Linked DNA regions of Mus musculus: region 1 is linked to region 2. Evidence: chromatin loops called from intact Hi-C (ENCODE). Cell type or tissue: gastrocnemius. All regions are shown on one strand.

Region 1 (8,000 bases), 65 kb before region 2:
GAGTTGGACACCTTTTTAAAAAATACAACCCATTTTGAGATTAACTTTTCTGGCAGTCGTAACAACTTCTTCATTTTTTTTTTTTTTTTTTTTTTTTTTTTTTTGGTTTTGTTTTGTTGAGATTAGGCTAAGTTTACCCCGCTCTATCTTGTCTATCAAAGTGTAAAACTCCACATGCTTGTGTGTTCCACTTGATCTCTCAAGGCTCGGAAATCCTCCCTACTCTATACTGTTCACCTCCTCTGCTCCCGTCTGCTGTGTGCCTTCTTTTCTCCAGACCACTGGTGGGCACAGAGTCAGATCTCCTGAAATGCCCACCCATTAGCCAACTATGCAAGCCCAAACCTGCAGGTCAGACAGGCCGGTCACCTGTTGTCTTGTGACTCCTGTCTACCCAGCAGGAGGCACCCTTCATTTCTACAGGCAAGCCTGTCCTAAGGCAATAGTCAGCCCATCTCCCTTCTCTTGTGGGGATCCTCTTTCCACCCAGCAGCCAGAAACCTCCTCCTGTCTTAGTGCTTTACTACGAGTCTTCATAGTAGACTACAGGTCAGGCAGCTGATGGTTTCATTCATCTATCCATGCTCAACTCCCACATACAAACTAGCTAAGAATCAAAGAACTCACAATTAGGGTCTTGTCTGCAAGTTGTGTGAGAGACTACACTGCTATCTTGGTAAAATCAAGACACACCTATCTGCCTCAGACAGTCCTGTGACCAGGCTGGTCACACTTACCTCAAGGGTTGACCTCGTCTTGTGACTTCGAAGGACAAAGCTGGAGCTTTGTCCAGCAGCAGCTGTATGTAAATGCGCTGTTTATCCACTTACTCTAGGAGGCTGATCGAGCCCTTCAGAGGCACGAAAATATTCTCACATTCAGTCCTTGGGGGATACACCTGCCCTCCACAATCTTCTGAATGATCGTGACCGCGCGCGATTGTTGTTTAGACTTCTACAGTGTGTAAAGATTGTATAGGCAGGAGTTGGGGAGAGGGCTGGGTGAGTAACCTGTTTATACCTGAGGACTGGGAGTTCAGAATTCCAGAACCCACATGACTGCCAGGTGGGGGTGACAGTCCTTAGTACCTTAGTGCTCCAGGGGCAGAGATGGGATTTGGAAAACAACCTGGCTAGCCAGACTAGCTGAACGGGTGAGCCCTGTGTTCAAATGAGAGACCCTACCTTAAATATAGAACTAAGAGAATGACTGAGGTAGACGACACCCAGTGTCTACACCTGCCATCTACATACATGCACAGACGTGTATGTGCACCCCTGACACACATACAAACACAAACACATTTAAAAAAGAGTGTATAGATAACATATTAAACACGACTGTTCAAGTTGATGTGAATAAAACGGAAAGACACAGCAACAGAAGGAACTAGAATATTTAAGGCAATTAAAGTCTTCTATCTCTATTAAAATATTCTATATCACAATCGTGGTGATGATGTCGCAAGTATAATTGGGTAGACTTGCTCTTTAAATTGGGATTTTATTGTAAGGTACTCCTGAGCCACCATCACCAACAAGTATGTCATGACTCTTTAAGGGAGATGACAGTGGACTGGAAAGGTCTAATTATATGCCCAAGTGCCTGCAACACTCCCACCTCAGCAGCTGAGCCCTTGAAGAGAGGGAGATAAAACAGCAGCCATGGCTGTGAAGACAAAAGTAGCTCAGGTGGGGGTATCTGGGGCTTCCGCACAGCCGTGCAGCCGGAAGCTCGCACCTTTCTCTCTCTGAAGAACAGAGAGCTCGGCCCTGCCCGGCAGACTCTGCCGTGAGATGAGAATTCTATCCGGCTGGTCTGGAGTGGGTCCTGAGGCACTGGTGCTGGTGGTCTGTGGGCCACACCTGGAACAGTGAACTGTGAAACTGAGCTTAGCCTAGAGGCGTATATGTCCCAGCGGTCCCTGATTCTCACACTATCCATCTATACATACCTGACATGTTGTCTGTGTAATTAATAATAATTAATAAAGCACTTTATTGCTTACTAGCAAAAGCAAACTCTGGAGTACTTATCCTGAGCACTGTTCATATTTCACTCAGTGTTAGCATCCCTGTGCCCATTCACACGTCACTGAAGCCTAGAGAGGCTACAGAGCATGCCCAACACGGGAGAGCTAATGGGTCAGAGAACTAGGATCCGGACCAAGGAAAGCCACGGTTTTAAAAAGGCTGCCTTGCAGGCAGGCAAGGGTCAGTTATATATACAGCACCTTTCGTTTGTCTCCTTGTAGACAAGTCTAAATTCTTTCAGGAAAGAATTTATCTTGAACTAGCCCCAAGGTTGGTTGGCTATTTTTGTCTAGAAAGCAAAATGCGTCTCACTGATGTCTGGATCTAATATATTACCCCACAAAGAAAGGGGCGTTTAAAAGAGATGTGCATACAAACATAGAACCTCTGCAGGAGGTCTGAGCGTGGAGGAGGAAGCTGTACCAGTTACAGAGCTGCTCTTTACATCCACTTCCTGTCTCTATTTCCCCTCCCCCAGCCCCGCCCCCAGTAGGTTCGAGGGCTGTGGTTTTGTGAGGGACTTATAATGTGTAAATGTTGACACTGCCCTCCATCCGCCTCCACCCTACAAGGAGGACTGGCTTCTCCCTCTTTAAACCTAGATGTTTACCCATTTAAATCATGTTCCCTCTACCCCCTTCTGGCCTCAGAAGATGTGACTCTTAGTAAAAGGAGAAAGTCTTTGTAACAAGTGAAATGCTCGAGACTTGGGTTTCAATTCAACTGCCCAGAGCCTGCTGGATGTGGATGTGGAGCTCCATCCGCAAGTCCTCCCTTACTCCGTTTCCATGGGAACTCTGCTTGCCCAGAGACGAGAAGAGAAGCAGACATGAAGTGCCCAACTGATATGGCCCCCAACGCCCTCTCCAACCCTCCAAAGCTTAGTGTCACCTTAGAAAGGTTATTTAACCTCTGGGAATCTCAATTTATTCATCTATAAAATGGAGATGACAAACAGGATCCTTGGAATTCCATAAAATCATACGTAGTTTATGGCTTGTCTTATCTCTCTCTCTCTCTCTCTATATATATATATATATATATATATTTTTTTTTTTTTAAAGCAGACGTCAGGGATAGTGACCGTGAAGCTGTTCTCTTGGCTACTGCGCGCTGACCCCTTGATGGATGTTGATCTTTAACGATGTGCATCTAACAGAGCAAAGCAAAACTAATTGGACTACTGGATCAGGCTTCCTTTCTATTAAGTCAGCCAGTGCTCTGGAAGATGAAATTTAAGTTAGCTTATATTTAACCTGGGCTGCCGTGCGGATGCGTTCCGATATCTACTTGAGTCAGACTGAACAGAAAAGCGTCCTATGCACTGTGGAGCTGAATGACGGGGTGAAGACCGAAGGTCACATAGCTGTCTCTTGTAAATTAGGACAAAACAAAGGCCATGGTACTGCCCTCTGCATACAACCTGTACCACCGGCAACCAAGTATAAACAAGGTGAATTCCTGTGCATACACATGGCGCACACAGGCATACACAAACACACATGCTCCCATTCTCTGAGACCAAAGGGACTGAATTCTGGGAACCCTTTATCAGAGGCTTAACCCAAGCTAAGCAAATAAGAATTGAACTTTTGAAAACAGGGTTCGGCAGCCGTCTCCTACGCTGGCCAGCCCTCTCTGTTTACCAAACAGGCCCTCGTTGTGAGCATTTCTCTGTTTCTGAAAAGCTTCTAAATCAAATGAATTTCAATAGAGGGCAACGGCTCTAGCCCTATCCTTTCTACATGAATTCACAAGGTTGGCAAGCTCCAATGTGTCACTTCTCCCTTCAAGTGTCATTATTCCCAAACAAGGGCCTCTGAGGCCAGCGGGTTTTGCTGCCAGAGAAAGCGCATTTTTCTCTTCAGATCATTTCTAAGGAACTGCGACCAGAACTCCAAGAATTCTGAAAAACAAGTAACCGATTGACAAGAAGGGAGGTGGGCATGTGCCTGCCCGTGGACCTCCTAGGACCATCTGGGAGAGCGAAGTCTCCATTTTGATACTACATGTTTGTCTTTCCTTAGGAGTGCCCAGAACAGATGAGTTAGCAAGACACAAGAATCACTTTGATGTGTAGCACATAACACCATCCTCTGTTTAGAGCAAAATTATCACCTTGGCACACAGGGGCGGTGGGAGGTGTCATTCCATCACCCTGACCCCTTGAGAATATACCGGAAGAGATAATGACAGTTCAAGAACAGAAGGGTCAAGAGCTGTTGAAATGGCTCGGCAGTTAAGAGCACCGACTGCTCTTCCAGAGGTCCTGAGTTCAGTTCCTAGCAACCACATGGTGGCTCACAACCATCTGTAATGGGATCTGATGCCCTCTTCTGGTTTGTCTGAAGACAGGTACAATGTACTCATATACATTAAGTAAATAAATAGATCTTAAAAAGAATGGATGGCTCTTTGGAAAAGCGTGCTGCAAACTCCAACTCGGTGGAATTGTGGGAAGAAGTACAGACATTAGGGCGTGGTGTAAAAGCAGGACACAAATGCCCTGGGGATGGGGACATGGTTCAATTGGTAGTGTCCTTGCTGTGCGAGTCTCATCCCTGGCACCTGCATAAGACAGCCATGTGTGGGGTGGCTTGTGAGCCATCGCAGCACAGGGAATGTAGAGGCAAGCAGATGCCGGACGCTCTGACTCACCCCTCAGCGAGTCTGGTGAGTTCCAGGCCACCAAGAGATCCTGTCGCAAAAACCTCGGCAGATGACACCTGGAACGTGACACTCAAGGTTGACCTCTGGCTTCCTAATACACACACGCGCGCACCCATACATACATGTACACTCACAAACATGTCTTGGTAGAGAGGGATAGTTGGGGATAACATGTTCTTAAAATGACAGCATGATGTGGATCAAATTCTTAGAATGTATTAACAGAGGAGTTAGGTGAAGTGTAACTCAGTCTGTCACTCAAATATTCTGACCAATATACACAGATGTGCACAGGTTGTGCCCACGGCCCTTCCAGCCAATATTCACTGTTTCCCAACAACAGTGTCACATACCAATGTCACGTACATATGAACTACCCACAAAAAAGTTCTCTGTACAGTTCCTTAAGTCCATGTGACTTTTCTAAGCGATAGAATAATATTCGTGGACCGGCCACGGCTTTGCAGCCCATTTTCTGGTTGTAGACTGGGCATTGTCTGGCTGGGCTATCGCTTGGTGTTTAGTTCGATACCAGATGATTAAACGTTGTAACTACATCTTTGAAAGGGCTCTTTGTTAGTTCTTAAACTGAATTTGAGGGGACGCCAGGCAAACCAGGGAAAGCGACAGTGGTAGCTTTGAATGAGAAATGCCTCCTATGGCTTTGGGCATTTGAATACTGTCCCCAGCCTGGTGGTGCTATTTGGGGAGGTTTAGGTGGGACAGAGGAATGTCTCTGAGCGGGAGCTTTGAGAGGAAAAGCCTCTACCTCTTTCATGCTGTTGTGAACGGTGCGAGCTTTCCTCACGCCGGCTGCATGCTGCCACACTTCGACATCACCAGGACCTCTCAACACTCCAACCTCAAGACCAAATAAGACCTTTCAGTCTTGATGGCTTTTCTTTACACAGCAACAGAGAAGCAAGTCACACTGCTGTATGCCGCTCAGAGGGTTTATTGTTCTGCCACACACTTCAGGCAGGGAGTTCAGCCGCTGCTGCTCCACACGTTAACTCTCAGCTCTGCAATCTGCACAGTCTGACCCCGCAAAGCTTGTTCCCCTGTTCTGGGTGGAGGAGCGTATTCTTAAAGGAACCTCGGAACGATCACTCAGGAGTGCTGATGATCGCGTTCATCGCCCGAAAGCTGAACTACACCAGGAAGTGAACAGTAACCGACCGACATCCATTGTCAAGGCTGTGTTTTCTCTAATACATTAACAACAGGTCTGGTCCCCGAGGGTGACAACAGTGAAGTCCCGTGTTTTCGGATTACACAAGTCAGGATGGAATCCTGGTCCCCTAGATTCTAGCTCACAGTTACTAAGCCTCAGTTAAGTTTTCCAGGATAGTTCTTGGGGGTTACGTGGGACTAATACTTAGCCTGCAGTGTTGGTGGTGGGGACTTCAACGGGATAATGTGGTTTGTATATTTATCTATGTTACTGTGCAGTAAATGGTAATAAGTATTTAGTGACTATTAACCTAGTCCTCTATCTACACAGTGCTGACTACAGAGTTCTTTCTCTGCCAGGTGCTACTGACAGTGACTGCACCGTTCCTCACCCACGCAGACAGATACACACACGTGCACACGCATCGCACACTCAATCACCTCTCATAGCAGCCCTGGAGTCCTAGGGGCCGGTACCAATTACCACACCTCCTCCTACGTAGCACTTCAAACCATGTGCTTTTAGACACTTTCCCTGCCACTTTGAACAATGTGCTATTAGACACCTTCCCTATTTTGTTTCTACAGTCACTACCCAAGCAAGACAGGAACTCTTCATCTGATGCAGATAGACATCTGACACTATAATCAACTAAGTTAAACCTGAACTACTACTTTTGCAGACTGTAATGCTGTTTCAAAATTAACGGCAGCAAAGGATGGCTTACAAACTCACTGTCCATGATGAGCTACTACTATCTTGGAGGTTATCAGGGGCCTGCGCTCTTCTTTCAAGGTCTTCGGTCTAAAGGCTGGGCTAGGGAGATGTGTTGCAGAAGACAGAAATGCTGTGCAAAGCTGACAACTTAAGTTCAGTCCAAGAAGCCTGAGCAAAAAGCCGGATGAAAAGGCACACATCCGAAATCCTAGCATTCTACAGTGAAAGCCTGGGTTTCTCTGCGCAGCCCTGGTTGTCCTGGAACTCTCTGTGTAGACCAGGCTGGTTTGGAACTCCTGCCTCTGCCTCTTGAGCGCCGGGATTAAAGGCATGCGCCACCACACTCAGCTCAGTAAATTTTTTTTAAAAATTCAAAATGATTATAACTTTAAAAGTGATGCTGTTAAAATGATAGTAAAAATGTGTTAAAACGTCACGGAAAAGGATAGTTTACTGTCTAACCGGACTCCACAAGTATTTCATTTATTTAGTACTGTGAAAATTATATATTCTAAAGAGACCCAATTCCTATAAAATTTTAACAAAAATATTTAGAAAATGTAAAAAATAAAAATGGACATCATTGTTCCATATCAGTACTGATTTGCATTGTACATAAGGGCTGTTTGTGGAGATGTGGTCTTGCTATATATATAAAACCCAAGCTGGCCTTCAATTTGTAATCCTCCTGCCTCGGCATCCTTGAGTGATGGGATTACGGGCACGTGCCACCGATACTGATGCTCTGCTCAATACTAACTTTTTTAAAAATTGCATTTATTGACTTATTTCGTGTTGGGGTAGGTGCACACCCCACAGTGCACATGTACAAGGAGGTCAGAGGACAACCGGCAGAGGGTGGTCCTCTCTAACCCTGGTGAGTCCTGGGGGTCAAGCTCAGGTCAGCAGGCTTGTGGGCAAGGGCTTTCTTAACCTGCTGGGCTGCCTTGCCTGCCCTTCTCTCAGTTTTGCTACGATGAAGATCGGGGAATGCTTATTAAAAAAAGGACCCCAAATTCAGTAAAATACAAAAGGTAATGGTTTTCTTCTGAGAGAGCAGAACTCCTTTGAGTTTTATTGAATTAGGTACGGCACATGGTAAAGGCAGCCATTATGCTAGTCCAAAAACTGAACCCAAAACGTATCCAAGAAAAAGAAAGCACACCAAGAAGTTTCCAGACCCAGTGAAGAGCTCCACGCCCAGCCCCACGGCGACAGGAAGGAGCCTTCCCAGCTGAGGCTCTATGGAAGCCCGGCAGCCTGGGAGGCCCCTTCCCTGCTGGCCAGTGAGCTGGATCAGGGCCCCGGAGCAGCTGATACCTGAGGCTGCCAACTGCTGGCTGGCTCGGAGCAGCTGCAGGGGCAGCTGGCCTTTAAACAAGTCAGTGCTTCCTTGTTCTGAAGCT
Region 2 (8,000 bases):
GGAGATAATGTGGAGGGAAAGGGGGAGGGGAAGTGATGGGGAGGGGAGGAGGGAGGGGAGAAGAGAGGGAAAAGGGGAAGGAGAGGAAGGGGAGAAGAGGAGAGGGGAGGGGAGGGGAGAGGAGAAGAGGGGAGGGGAGAGGAGAGGGAGATTATAATTAGTGGCTATTTCTAGGTGAAAGGGTTTAAGGTTTGCACTTTTTTCCTCTCTACTAAGTTTTGTAATCAGAGAAATGCCAGACTTTGTCTTTAAAAAGACAAGTGACATTCAGGGTTTCTATTTCTCCTGTTAGGTGTTTGAATCTGAATTAAAGGCCCCGGTCCCAGCTGAGTTTCTTTAGAGGTGGTTGGTATTCATGCCTGGATTTTTCTGCAGCGTCCTTTTTACCAGGTGTGGCGGGAGGGAAGATGTGTTACCTGTGTGTAGCAACAGTCAGTAGAGCACTGTATGGTGGGAGGGAAGACCTGCAGGGAAGACGTGTTACAATGTAGACCCGCTCAGACTGAGCGGACAGGAGGCATATTCCCCGAAGCTTTGCTCTTTGGCCTTTCTCAGGGATGCCTATTTTAAGACCCAGCCAGCTTCACCTGCTGCTCTTTCCAGATGTGTCAGAATGCTTGCTCTATGGTTCTTCTGTAGGGTGTGTAAACCAGCAAATATAGTAATGATAAAACAAAGCAAAATAAACAGAAACAACAACAACAACAAAACAGTTAGAGGTGTGGCTATCCTGACCTTTCAGGAAACAACTTTCAAGATGTTCAAGGTTGATCTTTCACTCACTGGAAAGATCGAGGGATCCAATGCCCAGGCAACAGACACCCTGAAAGCTGTACCCACCAGTGAGGGTTACCACTCTTACGCTTCTTAAACCCTAGAGGCTTTGAAGCTTCACCACTGTTTCTCTCAGAAATGTACTGATTTGTTTACACTGCTTTAAAACTCAGGAAGCAGGACTAGAGAGATGGCTCAGTAGTTGAGAGTATTTGCTTCTCCTTCAGAGGACCTGGGTTCAATTCCCAGCACTCACATGGTGGCTCACAACCATCTGTAACTCCAGTTTCAGGCGATCTAACACCCTCTTCTGCCCTCCCTGGGTTTGCACAAACATGGTGCACAAATATGAATGCAGGCAAAATACCCATACACCTAACGTAAAATTGAAAAAATGAAGAAACAGTGTTACAATAACCACAAAGAATGTTTTATTATAAGAAAGTAATCCATCATCTTAAAACCCATCTAATTTCAGTTTAAGGGCTTAAAGCACTTAGGATTACATTTTTATTTATTTTTTTATTAGGTATTTTCCTCATTTACATTTTCAATGCTATCCCAAAGGTCCCCCATACCCACCCCCCCCAATCCCCTACCCACCCACTCCCCCTTTTTGGCCCTGGCGTTCCCCTGTACTGGGGCATATACAGTTTGCAAGTCCAATGGGCCTCTCTTTCCAGTGATGGCCGACTAGGCCATCTTTTGATACATATGCAGCTAAAGACAAGAGCTCCCGGGTACTGGTTAGTTCATATTGTTGTTCCACCTATAGGGTTGCAGTTCCCTATAGCTCCTTGGGTAATTTCTCTAGCTCCTCCATTAGGGGCCATGTGACCCATCCAATAGCTGACTGTGATCATCCACTTCTGTGTTTGCTAGGCCCCGGCAGGATTACATTTTAAGAACAAATTTTATAATGAAAATTTGGTGGGAAACCCTTCTAAAATTCTACTTTTCTCAGGCAGCTGTTATCTGTTTGATTTGTTTAGTTCCAAGGTTCTTTTTCATTGGAAGAAACATCTTCAAGGTGTACATTTTAGTAGATGTAGTCATTTCTTGACCTGGGCCCACTTTGATTTCCCATTTAATATCATGTAAATCAGAGACAGTTTAGAGTAATGGTTAAAAGTCCAGGATATGAAGCAGGCTGGGAGCTTCATTACTGAGTTCCTATACAGTAAGAACGGAAAGTCAGCCTGGAGAAGCGGGAGACATCATGGCCTCATTGCCGTCTGAAGCTTCGATATGCTCCAAAGTCATATGCCGAAGGCTGGTTGGCCAGCCTGTGGCCTGATGTGATATGGTGGAACCTTAAGAAAATGGCATCCATAGGAAGGAGGTCAGCTCACTGGAGGAGTGTCCTGGAAGGAGACTTCAGACACTTTCCATCCCTTTTCTTCCTTTTCCCTCATTCCTCCCCTTTCTCTCATTCCTGGCTGTCACAGATACTTGACCCATGGTGTACTTCCTATAATGACATTGTGACTTGGTCCAAAGCAACAGAGCCAAGCAACCATGGACTGCGTGAACCCCAAATCACGAGCCGCCAAGACAAACCTTTCTTCCTTATAAGTAAGTTGTCCATATCAGGTATTTTGTCACAGTGACAAAAGTTTGGATAATATAAGCATAAAGGGAGAGTGCTTTAAGAGAGATAGGGGTGGTCTCTCCTTCATGGGGATATTGTGAGAGACAGCCTATAGAATGGAGAAAAAAATTGTGAACTCTATGTCAGATAGGAGATTAGTATTTAGATAGATAAAGAACTTAAAACACACACATACACAAACATCTAATGAACAAATGGGCTATGCATTGAATGTGAAGTTAGCAAAAGACCTATGAATGGGCCAGAATTTATTGAAAAAAGTGTTGAACACTGGCCATTAAGAAAATTAGTATTGGACTGGAGAGATGGATCAGCGGTTAAGAGCACTGACTGCTCTTCCAGAGGTCCTGAGTTCAATTCCCAGCAACCACATGGTGGCTCACAACACTGTAAAGGGATTTGATGGCTTCTTCTGGTGTGTCTGAGGACAGCTATACTGCACTCATATAACTAAAATAAATAAATAAATCTTTTTTTTAAAAGGAAAAAATCTTTTAAAAAAATTTAAGGGAAAAAAATCTAAAGCTACAACTACCATATGATGTATCTAGACCACTCCAGAGCGTCTACCTCAGGAACTCTAAATTAAGATACTGCAGAGATACTTGTGCATTCATATTTACTAGAGCACCGTTCATAACAGCCAGGAAATAGAGCCATCAGTAGATGGATAAAGAAGATGTGACTCAAACAGTGGGTAGAGCTTGGGGACTCTTATGGAAAAACAGGCAAGAGGATTGCAGTCCTTAAGGGGTCATGAGTTTCACAGGGTCAAGAACTCCACAGGTAGATAAGGTGGTAGACTGAACCACCAACCAAAGAACATACACAGGCTGGTCCTAGGCCTCCCTGCTCATATGTAGCTTGGCCTTCATGCTGGTTCTGAAAAACTGGAGTGAGGGCTATCCCAAAAGCTGTTGCCTGTACGTGGGATATGTTCTACTAGCTGGGCTGCCTTGTCTGGCCTCAGCAGGAGAAGATGCGCCTATTCTCATAAGAGACTTGTTGTGCCAGGGTGAGAGATACCCAGGGGGGCCTCCATCTGCTCAGAGGAGAAGGCAGGAGGGAGGAAGGATTGTGGGAGGAGGTGACCAGGAGGGGGCAGGGAGTGGGATGTAAAGTGAATAAACAACAACAACAACAATAATTCAAATATATATGTATATCTAATAATAATTTAAATAATTAAAATATATGTAAATATATATGTAAATGTATATATATGTATTTCATATATATATGAAAATGGACACAGTTTCTTTTTCATCTATACAAAGGAATGTTATACAACTGTGAAGAAAACTAAAGTCATGAAATTTGCAAGACATCAGATGCAACTGTAAAACATTACATTCCAGGAAACAAGCAGACTCAGACAAATACAACATAATGTCTCTTGTATGTAGGACCTGAATTTTTTATAATATATATGCACATGTATGTATATAAGTGAGTGTATTCATTTATGTGTGTGCATTATTAAACTAAATGGGATCATGGGAAGAAAGGAAGGAGAAACATGACAGTAATAAAATACAAATGATAGGAAAGAATAGGAAAGTATTGGGGGGGGAGGAAGGGAACTAAGGACACAATGGATAATGTGTTACAAAGTCACTATGAAGCTCGTTACTTTGTATGTTAACTTAAAACAGTAACTCTACACACCATTTAGGGGAAGCCTGTCTTTGCTACTTACAGAGCAAAGCCCCAAGGGTTGTTACGTGGGGTTAGGAAGCACTGCCCCCTAGAGGTCATCTACATGATCTAAGCAGACTGGTTTCTTATACAATAGAAAGTGGAGAGTTCTTGGAAGATGCCGAATGTATTTTCTGACTTGTGGAGATCCAAGAATTCAGTTGGAATGCACTCAATAATTAGTCATGTAAAAGGGTCTTACATTTGAGATGAATCCAACCTGAAAACTTCCTTCCTGAGTTCTAGTTTTCCTTGGTACCAGAAAACACTGTGCAAATTGCTAAGGGTGGAAAGAAATGAATAGTCCTACCAGCTGCAACCTCTATGAACCACACAATGAACGGCAGAATGAGACACCTGTAAAGGCACCATCGTGGCGCTTAAATGTCGGTGGTAACCAAGAGCTGTCTAACTGAACTTAATGCCTTCTTAACGGGAAGCAAATCATGTGATACTGAAAACCTAGCCAGTTTCCCAGAGCTAGTAAGGTCATGGACATTAGGGGAAAAAACCCCTACTATTGCCATTTTGCTAGACAGAGGTACATAATTCCTTAAAACATCGTAAATCCTATCATTATACCACAGATACAATGTAACCATCAGCCCTCATCAGTAAAGCCTCTCCTCACAGCAAATGGAGAGTATCCCAGAAAACTGCAACTGGATACAAAGTAGCCCCAACAGAAAATCTACATTGCAGCTCCTGCATCTATGGCAAAGGAAACATCGAAGAAGAATGTATGAGCCAGAACTCCATAGTCGGCTGTGAAACAGTCTCACCTAGAAGGATTGTACAAACAAAACCAGAACAGCGGCATTATCGATGGACCTGGACAGGGACGTTTCACAGGGTGCCCCCTAGCGGAGAATTACAGGAACAAGAAAGGCTGAGAAAGACAGAATTAGCCTCTCAGGGAAGAGTGCCCTAATTGGTTGTCTAGTACAGAGTGAACATCACTGGCAAACAACATAAACGGACACAACAGGTTATTTCTATATATTTATGTATACATATACACATATGTGCATGTGTGTAACAATAATAAAGAGAAAGAGAAAAGAAGCTAGCGATTTGAGAGTGGGAGGGACATAGGAGGGGGTTAGAGGAAGGCAAAGGAAGGGGAGAAAGTGATGTAATGTTATTTTAATCGAAAAAAATATATAAAGAAGTAGAAAAACCAGATTCTCCAATCTGCAAAAAGGTTTAACGGTAAAAGAGAGAGTCTCTCATAAAAAGAAAAAGAAAGGAAGTTTGAAGAAAATTTCTCTTTGATTAGAGATGTAATCTAGTGAGAGGTTCAAGAGTGGAAGAAGCCAGCATTTTCCTGGATTATTAAGATGCCGCTAGTGGAGTAGAAGCCCTTGATGGTGTGGGGCAGGACTCATCTGTGGCAGCCTTTTCCTACAAGAGCTCCTTGGAAGAGCAGGTGTGCCCAGCCTACTGAGAGTGAGGAGATGACCTAGAGCAGGGGGTGCTCAGTGGGCAGCAGAGTGATGGCTTTGGTGGACCAGGAATGGCTGAGGTGATAGCCAGGGAGGTGAGGAAGCTCTTCTGGGGCACCACTTACAACATGGGGGCCAGCGGGTTAGCCTCTTCCACCCCCTCCCTAACCCCTCCCAACCGTCTTCCTTTGGATTGCTCCTCCCAGATGATCTGTGGTCATGGGAACCAGAATTCTCTGTAACACAGCACCACCAGCCTTTAGGAAGAAGGTTCTGGAGAGGAGAGATGAGACTAGGAAGCACCAGGAAGCTGTCTCCTGGTTCAGACAGCCGGCCTCATGGAAGAATCATTTGAAGCCAGGCTTGGGCAGAAATTTGCAGGTAGCTTTGCTGACTCTGAGCTCTAACGTGAGCCATCATGTGGTTGCTGGGATTTGAACTCATGGCCTTCAGAAGAGTAGTCGGAGCTCTTAACCACTGAGCTCACCAGCTCTCTGAGCTCTAATGTAACAGCAGTTTCACCCCCAACTTACTTCCACCCCTTAGCTTCTGGCAGGAAGTTGTGTTTTTATTCCCAAAGAAGTGTATACACACTGGGGGAGGGGATGAAGAGAGGCAAATTAATAGTGATAGTCAATAAATTAACAAACCAGTATTGGGATGTGCTTGGTGACTGCTGCCCATCAGCACATAGGTACAAGGAAGCAGGCAGGATTGTGGCGCACCCCTTTCCTTACTGTGGGTCTCCCTACTTCTGGCTGAAGGAACTTCTAGAACATTAGAGAGTCCAGGGCTTTTTCCTCCCTTTGTTTCTCCTTCTTCTTCTGGGATCGGACACGAAGACTAGAGCGTTCTAATGGGGGCGTTGGGACATCTGCATGTCCAGGGCAGGATACGTGCTCAGAAGAAAACCTAGGAAGGCTGTACACGTTCACCGGGAGCAATGCTCTCGGCGCAGAAGTAGCCACTGCAACCAAAGCCAACAAGCCAAGGGAGGCAAAAAGCCTAACAGTGCTGAAGGGAGGAGGGTGTGCGGTGCAGCTTACCACACAGTCGGGCTGAAGCCCTAGGTTCCAACACCAACGAGAAAAGCACAAAGTATGCAGAGAACTAAGCATGCAAGATCTATTGGCTGGGTGTGACTGCACACTCGTGATCCCAGTCCTTGGGAGGCCGAGTCAGGACGGCAGGATTTCAAAATTACCCCCTGCTGTGTTAAGTTCCAGGCCAGGCTGGGCCTCACAAGACTGTTTCAAAAAAAAAAAAAAAACCAAACAAACAGAAAACTCATGTGTGTGGGGGGTGGATGAACCAAAAAAAATGTCTCTGAAAAACATTTAATGGTGGATCTTCTAGACTCAGACGTTAGAACCCTTGCCTTATAGGCAGGCACAGTATTGGTAGGTGCTCAAAGGACTGAGAGAGGATATGCAGAATATCACACACTAAACACACACACACCAGAAATACTTGAGACAAGGAAAGCTATTAATAAAGAGCTAGAAACTTAAAAATAAATGCCGGAGCAGAAAAATACAATAAATAATTTTTTTTAAATCACAAAAGGAATCAAAACCACGTTTGGGCAAGCAGAAGAAAGCCTTGGGAAACTTGAAGATAGGAGAAGGGAAATTGCAGAGACCTGCACTTAGAAAGGAAACATTGAAGAAATCCCTAATGAGGTCAGAAATAAAATCTGGAGTCGAAGGACCCAACCAATACCACACAAAGAACACAAAGGCACAGCTGAAGTAAGCTGGCCAGGCAGCTGAGCTTCTGCCAAAGGCCGTGCTGGTTGTCACTGCAGCAAGCACACAGAGCCAGAAACGCAGTGGTCTTTTATCCTAAGGTGAAGAAACTGTGTCTTACATATTTTTTTTGAGGCTGACTAGTGCTTTCTTTCTCTTTCTTTCTTTCTTTCTTTCTTTCTTTCTTTCTTTCTTTCTTTCTTTCTTTCTTTCTTTCTTTCCTTTTTTTTAATCCAAGAAAAGGAAATGAAGGAGATGAAGCAAGGGATTGGCTGCTCTTGATCACTCCTGGCCATCAAGTGTCAGTAATGGGTGGGAACACAGCAGGGCCATCATAGACAATAAGCTTGACACGGTGGGAGAGGCAAAGTAGTATCTGAAGTCACATTTCCTGGGGTCCTTCTTTTGATATAAAAATTTAGATTCCTTGTAACTATGTCCCTCAATTATCCCCTCTTTACTACACCAGCAAACTCTTCTTCAAATTTTACCATCAATTTTAGAATAAACTTTTTTTTTGTCTCTTTAAAAATAGGTCATTTTGATAAGGAACAGAAAAGAGATGGCTCAGAAAAGACTGTTTCTGTAAGTCTCTGGGCTGAGTCTGGAACACAGGTGATTGTGTTCCGTCCTGCAGAATCATGACTCAAACGTTACAGACAAGGATAGTAAAATGACGTCACTTTCCTCTTCCGGTGGCTGGACCATTGTGCAATGAGATTG

What was found. Hi-C counts contacts between places; a loop is a spot of excess contacts. Peaks named below come from ENCODE experiments on the same cell type or tissue, not always from the same donor. Only the 100,000 strongest peaks of a DNase experiment are listed, where the experiment ranks them.
Region 1: it touches region 2 in a loop (1.9-fold over the local background); 4 of 42 quality-filtered maps call a loop at or near these places.

The regions. Positions count from the first base shown.
Region 1 is chr15:96,596,579-96,604,578 of GRCm38, forward strand. The region is part of intron 4 of Slc38a1 (solute carrier family 38, member 1); the gene reads right to left. Among named protein-coding and RNA genes, the nearest start is that of Gm32457, 19 kb to the left of the region's middle. In gastrocnemius, no CTCF peak of the experiment used is centred here; DNase peaks (open chromatin) are centred at 3,799 and 7,896; H3K4me3 peaks cover 385 bases; H3K27ac peaks cover 613 bases.
Region 2 is chr15:96,661,955-96,669,954 of GRCm38, forward strand. No RefSeq gene overlaps it. Among named protein-coding and RNA genes, the nearest start is that of Gm22045, 5.8 kb to the right of the region's middle. In gastrocnemius, CTCF peaks have their summits at 4,140 (motif pointing left) and 4,946 (motif pointing left); DNase peaks (open chromatin) are centred at 4,127, 4,936 and 7,303; H3K4me3 peaks cover 860 bases.